Linked DNA regions of Homo sapiens: region 2 is linked to region 1. A link is a contact called in ENCODE Hi-C or POLR2A ChIA-PET data. All regions are on one chromosome and are shown on one strand. Each heading gives the region's core, a stretch centred on a gene start or an enhancer-like site at or near the end of the contact. The rest is flanking DNA. Distances are from core to core; before and after follow the strand shown. Region 1 has its middle 31 kb from the start of LINC02058. Region 2 has its middle 5.3 kb from the start of LINC02058.

Region 1 (5,573 bases), core at 1,343-3,842:
AACTTAGTAACTTAAATGACAGCCATCTTATTAAGTCTCGTAATTTCTGTGGGTCAAAAATTTGGACGGAACATTGCTGAGTGATTCTTCTATTCCAGGTCACTGACAAGTGACAGAGTTACTTGGTGGCATTCACCCAGCAGATGGACATGGAAAGTCAAACTTTACTCACATGTTCGGTGCCTTGGCAGCACTAGTGGGAATATTGGGCATGGGTGGGAGTGTCAGTAAGAGTGCCATTGCCTACATATGGAGTATGTGTCTTGCCCCTCCAGGATGGTGACATCATGGTAGTTGGGCTTCTTACCAGCTCAAGTTCCCAAGTGCATGACCTTATATTACTCAGCCTCAGAAGGAAAGTAATTGTAGGCCCACTCAGGTGCATGGGAGGGGACATAGAGCCCATCTTTTGATGGGTGGAGTGTCAAATAATTGTAGCCATGGCTTAAAACTGCCACAATCCTCTATGACACAAAGAATCCCTTGAGAGTGGACACTATATGCTGGTCACAGTTATATCATCAACTACGTCTTATAGATCAGAAGATACTCAATAAATAATTTTTAAAAGAGCCAATAAGGCATTAGCTTTGAAAAAAATTATTAAAAACTTAGCCTTTTTTCATAGTCTCTGTAGTTAAGAAAAATTAAACTAATGATTTTGAAGTTTTTTTTTATACAGAATCTAGTCTTTACTAACCTTTTCTACCATGAAACCATGACTATATTGAAAATTTTCTCATTTCTGTTTCCTTGAACTCCTAGCCTCGAGCAATCCTCCTGCATCAGCCTCCCAAAAGTCCTGGGATTACAAGCATGAACCACTGCACCTGGCTGCATTAGTGTTTCCTAAGCTTTATTAGTTTCTGACTCAATCTCTTTTCCTTTTGTCATCTCCTGTGTGTGTGTGTGTGTGTGTGTGTGTGTGATTTGAAGTCAGAAGATATGATGTTTTCTGCCAATAATTCTGTGTAAGCCACTTCTTCAGTCACATTTGCTCTTTTGTAACAATAATGTGGCTAAGTTAGATGATATTTAAGGCTTCATACAGCTCTACAACTCTGCAACTATAGGTTTATTATTCTTATAATAATATGAGAGAGAGGCATAGCATGGTACTAAGAGTACTGGTATTGTAGTCAATAGGGCATGGATGTTTGTTCCAGACCTGCCACCTGCTAGTGGTATAACTTTTAGAGATAATAATTTCTCTATTAAGTTTTCAGGGTTGTGGTAAATCTAATGACATAATGAATATGATAACCTGTAAAGAGTCGCATGTAATGGCCGAGAAACATTTCTCTATCCTCTTACGAGGCCAGGGAAGAAGAAAGTTATAAAGGGTTTTAAAGAGGACGTGTCATTACACTAAATACAATTTTGGAGCACTTCTATGAACAGGCATCTATGCTGGAACATCTCCGGCTCCAAAACCTGCAACTAAGCACGGCCTATGCAAATATTATCCTTTTTCCTTATTTGGAGGCTGCATTTCTAATCATTGAAAACATGCACATTGTCAGGGAAAGACACTGATAATTCAGCCACTGAGCCAGTATAGAGAAGTTATTCATTCCTGGGTTCAACCCAAGGTCAAAAACATCAAACCCCAACCATTAAGCAAAATGGTGACAGGCATGGTAGAGATGACCTGGAGTAAATATATTGCACAGAGGAAGCAAGGTCAGGAATACAACAGGCCTGAAAAAATGTTGCAGAGACAAAGTCAGGAACAACTAGTTTAGAGTTCAGAGGTGTACATGAACAGAATCTTCCAGATGGAATAAAAGAGACCAGCAAAGGAGGAACCAGCCACCAACAAACTGGAGATGCAATGGAAATCCTCTGTGTCTAACTGCATTTATAAGCTGCATATCCTTCCAAACTCCATCTTCTCCACAGTCCAGACCTCCTTACCTTGGACAAATCTGGTGAAGACATAGAAAGCAATGTATTCTTACTTTCTTGCTGAAGAAGACAGTTTGTTTTGGCCTTCCGTGCTCAGAGTAAAGATAGGGCTCACTTCTTAAAATCTGTCTCTTCAGTCAGCTTGAGCCCAACACTGTTTTGGATGTATTATATTTTAACGTTCCCATTCAAAGGATGTTGAATCCAGTAGGTTTAAGAACACTCACTTTTTTTATTAGTGCGTACTTTTGTTCTCAGCAATGAGAATTTCTTCCTAATATTGTTTCAGTTCATCTAGGCTTAACAGAAAACATCACCTGTACCAGGGCAATATAAAAAATATACCTCTGTGTCTTGGGCCTAGGTGTGAATGGCACTATAATGGTTTGGTTGTGGGGCTATAATGTGTGATAATTTATGAAAATATAGAAAGGAATGGCCAATTTCTACATCCTGTTGTCCATATGGTGAAAGTCAAGAAAGGGTCAAGCTCTGCCTTGCCTTTGTTTAAAACACCTTTTTGAAGCCCAGTTCTTGGCCTGCCACTATGGAGACCTCTTCTGCAGCTCTGGGTGTCTGGGAAATGCCTGTTTCATTAGGACTCCTGACCCCTATCATTTTACACTTCAGAAGGAGTGACCAGCTCACTTAAAACAAAGAAGCTTTGACCTTTCTCCCCTTCTGAAACCAAAAACAGATGAAATTAAAGTGACTCATTTCCGGTTCTAAATATACTCTAAGAAACATCTTTTTCAAGTAGTTTTGGGCTGCGAGTTTTTAAAAAAAATTTTGCCTTGTTTTTATTTTATATTTCCACATAAGTATCTCATTCCCTTTTTGTCAAGGTCAATGTATTTATTACTTATATTCATGGTGTAACTCACTATACTTTATTTTTCCTTCCAGCTTTCTTACTTTCTTCCTCTTTTTTCTTCTTTTTTTATCTGTGTTGTTTATAACTGTGACCCTTGATCTTCCAAGTCTTAAAACAGCTTGGCTTTCAGCAGCTAAATCTGACAAGGTCAGCATTTTTCTATTTATTCTGAGAATACTGTTTACCCTCTGGGGTTTTTAAAAGCAATTCTGTAAAACATCACTTGGAAAAGTTTGTAGCATTCATTGAGACTTCCATAAAGTCAGAACACAATAAATGACAATTTCTTGCTCTGATTTTTGAAGTTTCAGACAATCATCACTACCTGATCATTTGGTGCCTAAACAGCTGCACTGACCAACATTTTAAAATTAAAATTATTAGATTAAAACAATCAATATTATATAAATATAATTTATTTTACTTCAGTAGAATGCCTTTGACAACTTTAATCAAAACTAAACAAATAACTCTTGAGTTTTGCCTTTCAGAAAATACTTCCATTAGAAATTGCATACACAGACATTATACTATTTATTTTAAGTTTTGAATGAGGATACAGAGGAAGCAGGCCTTTTCCGTAGCCAGGCTGTAGAACAAATCTACTTTTGATCAGAACTTAAGTTGCGAGACAGTTGGGGATCATAACTTATACTTAAGATACAAAATCTGTTTCTGAGCTGGTGAAATTGAGAATGTTAGTAGAGAAAGACTAATGCATTTTCAAAGGTTCAAAGATATTCTACCAGGCCTGGTACAGCTCTACATTCACTAGAGCTACTGTGGACACCTCTGCATCCCTGTGAACAGACCAGTTTACAAACTTTGAGATCAAGCTGAAAATATAACTTCCTAGCTGTGCAGTTTCAGTTCAGAAAGTCTCACCACTGCATCCAGAATTCTCTGCAATAGGCTTGATGGGGAAGCCAAAGTATGTAATATGTTCCAATCTTGTTAAGAAGCTTATTCACTAGACTATAAGGGGAAAAAAAAATTAACTCCAGAAAATGTACTGCATTAACAAACTGAGACTCTCTGGTGGTAGACAGGCTTGGAGAGGGGTGAGAGTATAAGTGTGCCATTGCAAATGTTTTGTAGTGTCTTCGGGAAGAGTGGGGCTCTTGAATCCCTAGCTCAGGAGAATCAAGGAGCAGGTGGTGCCTGGGAGGCTAAACACTGCTAAGTCTGCATTTATTCCTTTAGCTGTATCTGTGCATTAATTCAATAAGATGGTCTAATAAAATAATGCATTTTCAAAATGCTTAGCTGGCATTTGGGGAGGGGGTGGGCATTTTCATTATTTACTAAGGAATGCATTTTGAAGGAATTTGTGACTGAAGACAGCTTGCGCTGTAGGCTGCTCTCGCCTCCAGGGGTCACCCTTCCCTTTAATGACTATACAACAATAGTCTGAGACCCCCACCCTCAGGGACTTTAGTCTTTTAGCAATTTCTCGTGCCCTAGTAACTCTGAGAATTCCAGAGACTGCTTATATGTCTCAGAACCTGTGCTGGTGGTCGCTTTCACCCCTCCCAGCCATCTGTCTCTGTCTACAGTCACACCCTCCGCCGGCACCCTCTGGCTGCCTGAGTCTGACTTCCCTCAAGCCATTTCTGCTCCCTTCATGCCATTTTGTGCTAAGTGTGGACATGAGTCTGTCTCATTATTCCCCACAGCACAGTCAATAGCAGGTTCAAATATCTAACAAAATTTTGCTGAAGGCTTAGGGATAACTGTAAGAAAGAAATAATAAGAAAAAAAAAGAAAGAAAATAAATATAGAATAAAACACTAGATTTATATGACTTCCCCAAGTGTGCACACCTCCAGAAGCTTCCTCCTAAACGTCTCTCTCCTTTATACACACACACACACACACACACACACACACACACCCTTCTTACTTCACATTATACTGGCTAGCCTGCTTCTGTCTCATCTAGAATTAAGACCCTCAAATTCTTTGTGACCTCCACAGGGGGAAACTTTATTTTCTTGAAAGAAAACATGATGTGATCTGCAAAGAATACGATTATTTGTATTATCATATATGGGAGTTTATCTCACCAATATATCAAAATTTCTCATTCAAAATAAAATATTTGCTTTATCTTATTTTGATCAAGATGGGAGGAAAAGCTGTGCAGTTTAAAGGACAGGATGTTCCTTTCTTCCAGTAGTTAATTTTCAAACAAATTTTGGTGACCACCTGGGTACCCTGTTTCACTGGTAAGTTCGTATCTAAAATGAAGCACCCAGTGTGATTTAAGGAGAGGTCCTGGCATCTTGAGATCACTCAGAATCAAAGGCAATATGCGAATATCAAAGCTGCAAGTATAAAGGGATAAGGCAAGAACTGGAGCCTGCAGGCTGATGAGTCCCCTAGTTCTAGCCTTAGCCAGTGTAGACTGAGGATAGCAACACTTTTGGGGGAAAAGCGAGTGACTGTGTACGGAGAGTCATGAGATGGAAAAGAAAACTGCAAAAGTGATCAGAAACTCAGATTTTTAACATATTATGTCTTCTTGGTGGAATGGAATTTTCTTTGTAAAGACTAGGGGTTGATTAGAAAAACCCGGGAAGGTTAACTCTGAGTTAGCCTGGGGTAAAGATGAGAGACATGACATAAAACGTTTCTCTGAAGTCTGTCATTGTGCTTTTACCTCCCCTGATCTGCAGGGACTTAAACATGTAGGCACTCGGACAGGGCAATAATTTGGTTTCTCTGCAAACCAGTATAGTTAAAATATTTGTTCCCATTTATTCAGAGCAGGACTTCATGAGGGAAAGAT
Region 2 (5,573 bases), core at 1,766-4,265, 37 kb after region 1:
TGGCTCAGTGGTTGCCACACACAAGATCCTTTGTAACTGAAATCTCGTCTCTGAGATAACTCAGTCTCCACTCTGTGAGAAGTGATTTCTCTCGACAGACCCAGAATCCACTGCCACTGGACAGGGACCCTCCTGTGCTTCAGTTTTCCACCCACAAAATGGGAATGACAGTTGTAATTATTGGCCTCATACTTCTTATTGTAAAGAGTAAATGTAAACTGATTAGAAGATTGCCTGGCATAGATAAGACCTATATAAATCTGTGTTACTATTATCACCACTGTACTTTATATTCCTCTAGTTTCACAAATCTGACTAAATAATTTATATCTTTATAAATTATATATATTACATAATAATTTATATCTTTCATGTATCTTCAAAAGATGAATTCCATGGGACCAACATTTGTTTTCCTAGGAAATATTAGGCCCTGAATAAATATTTCTTTGATGCTGTATGGATAAATAGATGGAAAAACAAATGAATACATTTTTAACCAAACCAGCAGGCTGAATCTCTTCCTGGCCTGGTTCTTCTTTCTCATTTTTAGCCCCAGTTCTTCTTTCTAGTTTCTAGCCTATTTTCCCTCTCAGTTTGGTTTGGACAGTCTTTCATAAACATATGCACTCCAGTTAAATTAAAACCAACAAAGCTTACACCTAAAGTCAATAGAAATATATTGAACCACAACCATAAACAAGGCACTCATTGTCTTAGAGCTGTTTGCCTCATAGAAGGCATATTTGTCACAGAGGACCTATAGCATGATAACTAATACTTTAACTAGAAAAGGCAAAATTGGTCTTTTCAGCTTAAGGGGAATATTTTTTGTTTTGTGTGAAAGAACATGATTTATCTTTTGAATAAGGGCATCATCAAAACGTGATGATTAGGCACTAACACTACTGTCTTGTAAAACAGGTATCAGTAGGAAGGTAGAACCATATGACCTAGACAATTTAGCTGTTGTACATCAGAGACCTGTGGAAATGCCAAAGGCTAAAAGAAATCTAGTGTGTGATTCAGGTAATTTCAGAGCAGTTTTTAAGGTTTAAGAAGAAATTACTCTTTCTTGTTTGTTTGTTTATTTAGTTAGTTTGGGTAAGGATGGTTTATGCCACATATTAATAGTTCTGTTCCTGGTAGTCTAGTGACTAAGATAAAAATAAAATTTAAAAAAAGTAAAAAAAAGTTCTGACTTTTTTTTGATGGTGATGAATTGATAAATGTGAAAAACAACTAATTCTGCCATTGTTCTGAAAATGACAAATACTATCTTAGCAATGCACTTTCAAAAAGTTCAACCCATTCTTAAAGTGAAATAAACATTGAAAATTCTGTCTTCCATATGAGACAGAGGGAAGAGTTTAGGATAACTACACCTTCATTGCAGAAAGACTATAGTGATGCTTCAGAAAATAATTGGATGCTAAGCATATAGAGAAAAAGTATTTTATTTTATATAATTATTATTTGCCTTTGTATGCAAATAAAAAAAAGTTTATCCAGATAGTCTTTAAACACTGTTGGAAACTCGTGGAAAGAAATGAATAAGTAGTTCTCAGGAATGGATTATATGCCCAGAAGTTTGTCATGTGGTACGTTTTCCTGCATGACCTGAAACGTAAGTTGATTTTTATTCAATTATCTATTAAATATCAGGCAAAAGAAGTCTTCTTATTGGTATTTAAATAGAATTAGAGAATGCTAGATCTTGAAGGGAACGTAGAACTCATCTGATCCAATCCCCTCACTTTTACTGATAAAGGATGGTGAAAATGAAGTTATTAAGCAATTGCCCAAAATTGCAGTTAATAACTGGTGTGGCCAAAACTCAACCTCAAGTTCAGTGCATTTTGAAATAAATATATATATATATATATATTTAATTTTATTTCTATAGACAGTGGTAGGCTCTGATTCCCATAGAGTTGAGAAGCTCAATTAATAAAAATCTAAACTTGACCTGCACACAGGATTTCACTAGGAACCACTGTAGAAAATCACATGCCATCCCCATAGTGTCTGCGGGCCAATCTAACACAATGTATAAATTGGAAGGGACTGCTGCATTTGAACTGAACATAAATCAACAATGAGCACACTCTCACCCAAGACTAAAATGTAGCCACTTATTAAAGTATTAAGATAATTCCACACTAGCTCAAGGGCCTTAAGTGCACCGTCTGTTCCCCACTGCTAAGACCCCAGCCTCCCAATAATTCAGCAAACAAGGTGGGAAGTACTGGCATGACAAAGGTTTCCAACTCCTGCTCTAAGACTGGCTTCCATTCTGATTGTTGGTGCTTATAATTGTTAAATACGTTAATATTATCCCTGGACCCATCCCATCCCTTTCCCTTCTGTAAATGTTGAAGAGCAGCATTGAAGTACCCTGATACATCCCTATTTATCTAAAGATAAGCTAGGCATGATGAATAAGATTTGTTCAATTACTTAGGAAGAACCTGATATTTAATTATTCAGTGTTCCATTGAAAAGTCAGCTAAGATGCTATGCTGAAAAAGCCTACTGTAATTTTTGAAAGATTAAGGCACTTCCAGTTAGAAATAGCACTGAAGTCCAGATAGTGTAAGGTTTCCACAGCAGATCACTTTCTCATGGGCACAATTTTGTACCCTTAGGTAGTAATATCAACAAAAATTGCTGCTGCTTCAAACCAAGAGCACAGTGGACAAGTTAGAGTCTTCAAAACTAAGCAGGAGTACAACTCCTAGCTTCACAATTGCCCCTGAACTCTGTAAAAATTTAGCCCATTACATTGAAGAAACATGTAGTTTAATAAGTGTCAAAACTTATAGGGAAAAGTAGCCTTTGAACCCCTTCCTCCTGAAAAAGAAAAAAAGGAAAGATAACAGTTGAACCAAGTCAGTGGTGAAGATTAAATAGAAACAGGAAATTAGAACTATGAGAAAATATTACATAAAAGGCAAACAAGCACAGAACAAATAAAATAATGCATAACAGGAAGGGATCCAAACCAATACAAACAACTGCAAAGGATCTTCTTGGCAGACTTTCACACACAGAATTTGAGGAGGACAGAAACATTTAATTGTTGAGTAATACTTCTTAAATGATGTTTTACCTCAAGAAAATCGTATCAGTAAAGAATGTGAAAACGGTTGGGCAGCTGCGTCCACCCCTTCTAACCAAAGCCCAGCTGCAGGAAGAAAAGCCAGAAACAAGAGAGGAGACAAAGAATAATGAATGAGAGGATGAAATCCAGAAAAAAGAGAGAAATTATAATGAGACAGTGAAAAATTAAGCTGCAACTCAGAAAGATAGGCCAGAAAAAAAAGCTTTAAACAAACTGTAGTAAATGTAATTTAGAATGTTTTTAAACTCAACTATTGAAAACAAGTCTTTCTGAAACTAATTTGTAAGACTGGCAGATCCTTGAAACTCTTGTCCCAGTGGTGGAATGACTGAAAGACAGCACTATGCACTCACCATGTGGGCTCTCTGTGCTGCCAAGAGCTGTTTATAAAGTGGACTTAACTGAAAAATGGGTGAATATTTGACTAGTGGTTTTCTCTCTGATGTCTGACAAAGACAAAGTACAAAGGCTTGATACTCCTCTGATAAAGCAAAAAGGGAAATTTATTATTTGTATTTAGCAAAGCATATAGGGGAACTTTGTATTCAAATTATGATAGTGACCTAGGTCTTAAAATTTTACAGTAAACAAATGTAGACTATGAGAGAAAATTCTGCTCAGTGTATGGGCTCAGCTATGAGACCACTTATATTTAAAACCCATTCTAACACTTGCTAGCTTTGTGCCTTGAGAGGGTCCCTTTGAATTTCAGATTACTCATAAATAAAATGAGAATCATAATGATGTCTAACTCAGGATTATTGAGAAGATTAAATTAGCTCACCTATGTAAAATCCTTAGTAAAGTGCTTGCCAAGTGACCAGTAAATGATAGCTCTTCTTATTCTGTGTATATTGAATATCCTCTCTGGCACTATTCCAGAAAGATCTACCTCAGTTTGTTTAATATTTAGTGCTTTGTTAATACATATAATGTGTTTAATAAATCAATAACTATTAGATAAGCTAAGATCATGTCTACAATCAGTCAATAAATAAATGTACGTCGAGTACTTTCCTTGGGCTAAGAGTACAATGGAAATTGAACAGTAAATATATGGACCCTACCCAAAAAGTGCTTATTAACTGAATTAATTTGTGACCAATTTCAGAGAGTAAAACTTTATGTTAAAGTAGGTAGTACAAAAATCTATAAGAGGCCCTGTGCGGTGGCTTACGCCTATAATCCTAGGCACAGAGGCCAAGGCGGGTGGATCACCTGAGGTCAGGTGTTTGAGACCAGGCTGGCCAACATAGTGAAACCCTGCCTCTACTAAAAATACAAAAATTAGCCAGGCCTGGTGCCGGGCACCTTTAGTCCCAGCTACTCAGGAGGCTAAGGCAGGAGAATTGCTTGAACAGGGGAGGTGAAAGTTGCAGTAAGCCGAGATCACACCGCTGCACTCCAGCCTGTGCGACGGAGTAAGATCCTGTCTCAATAAAACAACAACAACAACAAAACTATTAGAGTGCAGGGTAAATCAGTGAGAATGAGATGATCAGAGAAGGCTTAAGGGAGGAGGTAGAAAATAAAGGACACCTTGGAGGATGTGTATGATTACGACAGACGTCAAGCAATGAGACATACTTTCTATTAAAGGAAATGATGCTAGCAGGATTATGGGTGAATGCAGAGTATATTTGACATTGGCTTGACTAATATGAATGGAGTTTTAAAAATATTTTTATTGATACATTATATTTATACATAATTATTGGGTACATGTGGTATTTTGTTACATTCTTGAACTGTGTAATGATCAAGGCAGGGTGTTGGTGTGTCCATCACCTCAAGTATTTATCATTCCTGTGTTGGGAACATTTCAAGTCCTCTCATCTAACTATTTTGATATTTACAATACATTATGGTTAACTACAGTCACCCTACTTTGCTATGGAACATTAGAGCTTATTTCTTCTATCTACCTGCATTTGTACTCATTAACTAAACTCTCTTTATCCTCCTTCCACCCCCCCCCGCCCCACACACACACACACTCTTCCCAGCCTCTGGTATCTATCATTCTATTCTCTTCGTTTATGAGATTAAGTTTTTAAGCTCCCACATATGAGTGAGAACATGCAATATTTGTTTTTCTGTTCCTGGCTTATTTCACTGAACATAATGACGTCCATTTCCATCCATGTTGCTGCAAATGACATAATCCCATTTTTCTTTACACCTGAATAGTATTCCATTGTGCATGTAAACCACATTTTCTCTATCCTGACGTCTGCTGATAGAGATTTCGGTGGATTTCACATCTTTCTTATTGTGAATAGTGGTGTGATAAACACACAAATGCAGATATTCCTTTGATTTACTGATTTCCTTTGGATAAATACCCAGTAGTGAGATTACTGGACCATGTGGTATTTCTTTTAGTTTTATGAGAAATTTTCATATTGTTTTCTATATTGGCTAAACTAGTTTGCTTTCCCACCAACAG

Evidence for each region. A loop is a pair of places that touch in the nucleus more often than their neighbours do. ChIA-PET counts read pairs that join two places held with the same protein, here RNA polymerase II (POLR2A). Pooled maps may share reads with other maps.
Region 2: a map of HepG2 shows a loop between it and region 1 (5-fold over the local background). The contact joins two enhancer-like sites. A Hi-C loop is called at or near these places in 2 of 168 maps with a recorded cell type or tissue (Calu3 and HepG2), 2 of 37 single-sample maps with no recorded cell type and 2 of 50 pooled maps. POLR2A ChIA-PET finds 5 or more read pairs at or near these places in 1 of 52 experiments (HepG2).

What each region holds. Positions count from the first base shown.
Region 1 is chr5:92,905,541-92,911,113 of GRCh38, forward strand. No RefSeq gene overlaps it. Among named protein-coding and RNA genes, the nearest start is that of LINC02058, 31 kb to the right of the region's middle. Within about 2 kb of position 2,593, at least 2 of the 41 ENCODE cell types and tissues checked have a DNase peak (open chromatin) inside an H3K27ac peak, as active enhancers do.
Region 2 is chr5:92,942,301-92,947,873 of GRCh38, forward strand. No RefSeq gene overlaps it. Among named protein-coding and RNA genes, the nearest start is that of LINC02058, 5.3 kb to the left of the region's middle. Within about 2 kb of position 3,016, at least 2 of the 41 ENCODE cell types and tissues checked have a DNase peak (open chromatin) inside an H3K27ac peak, as active enhancers do.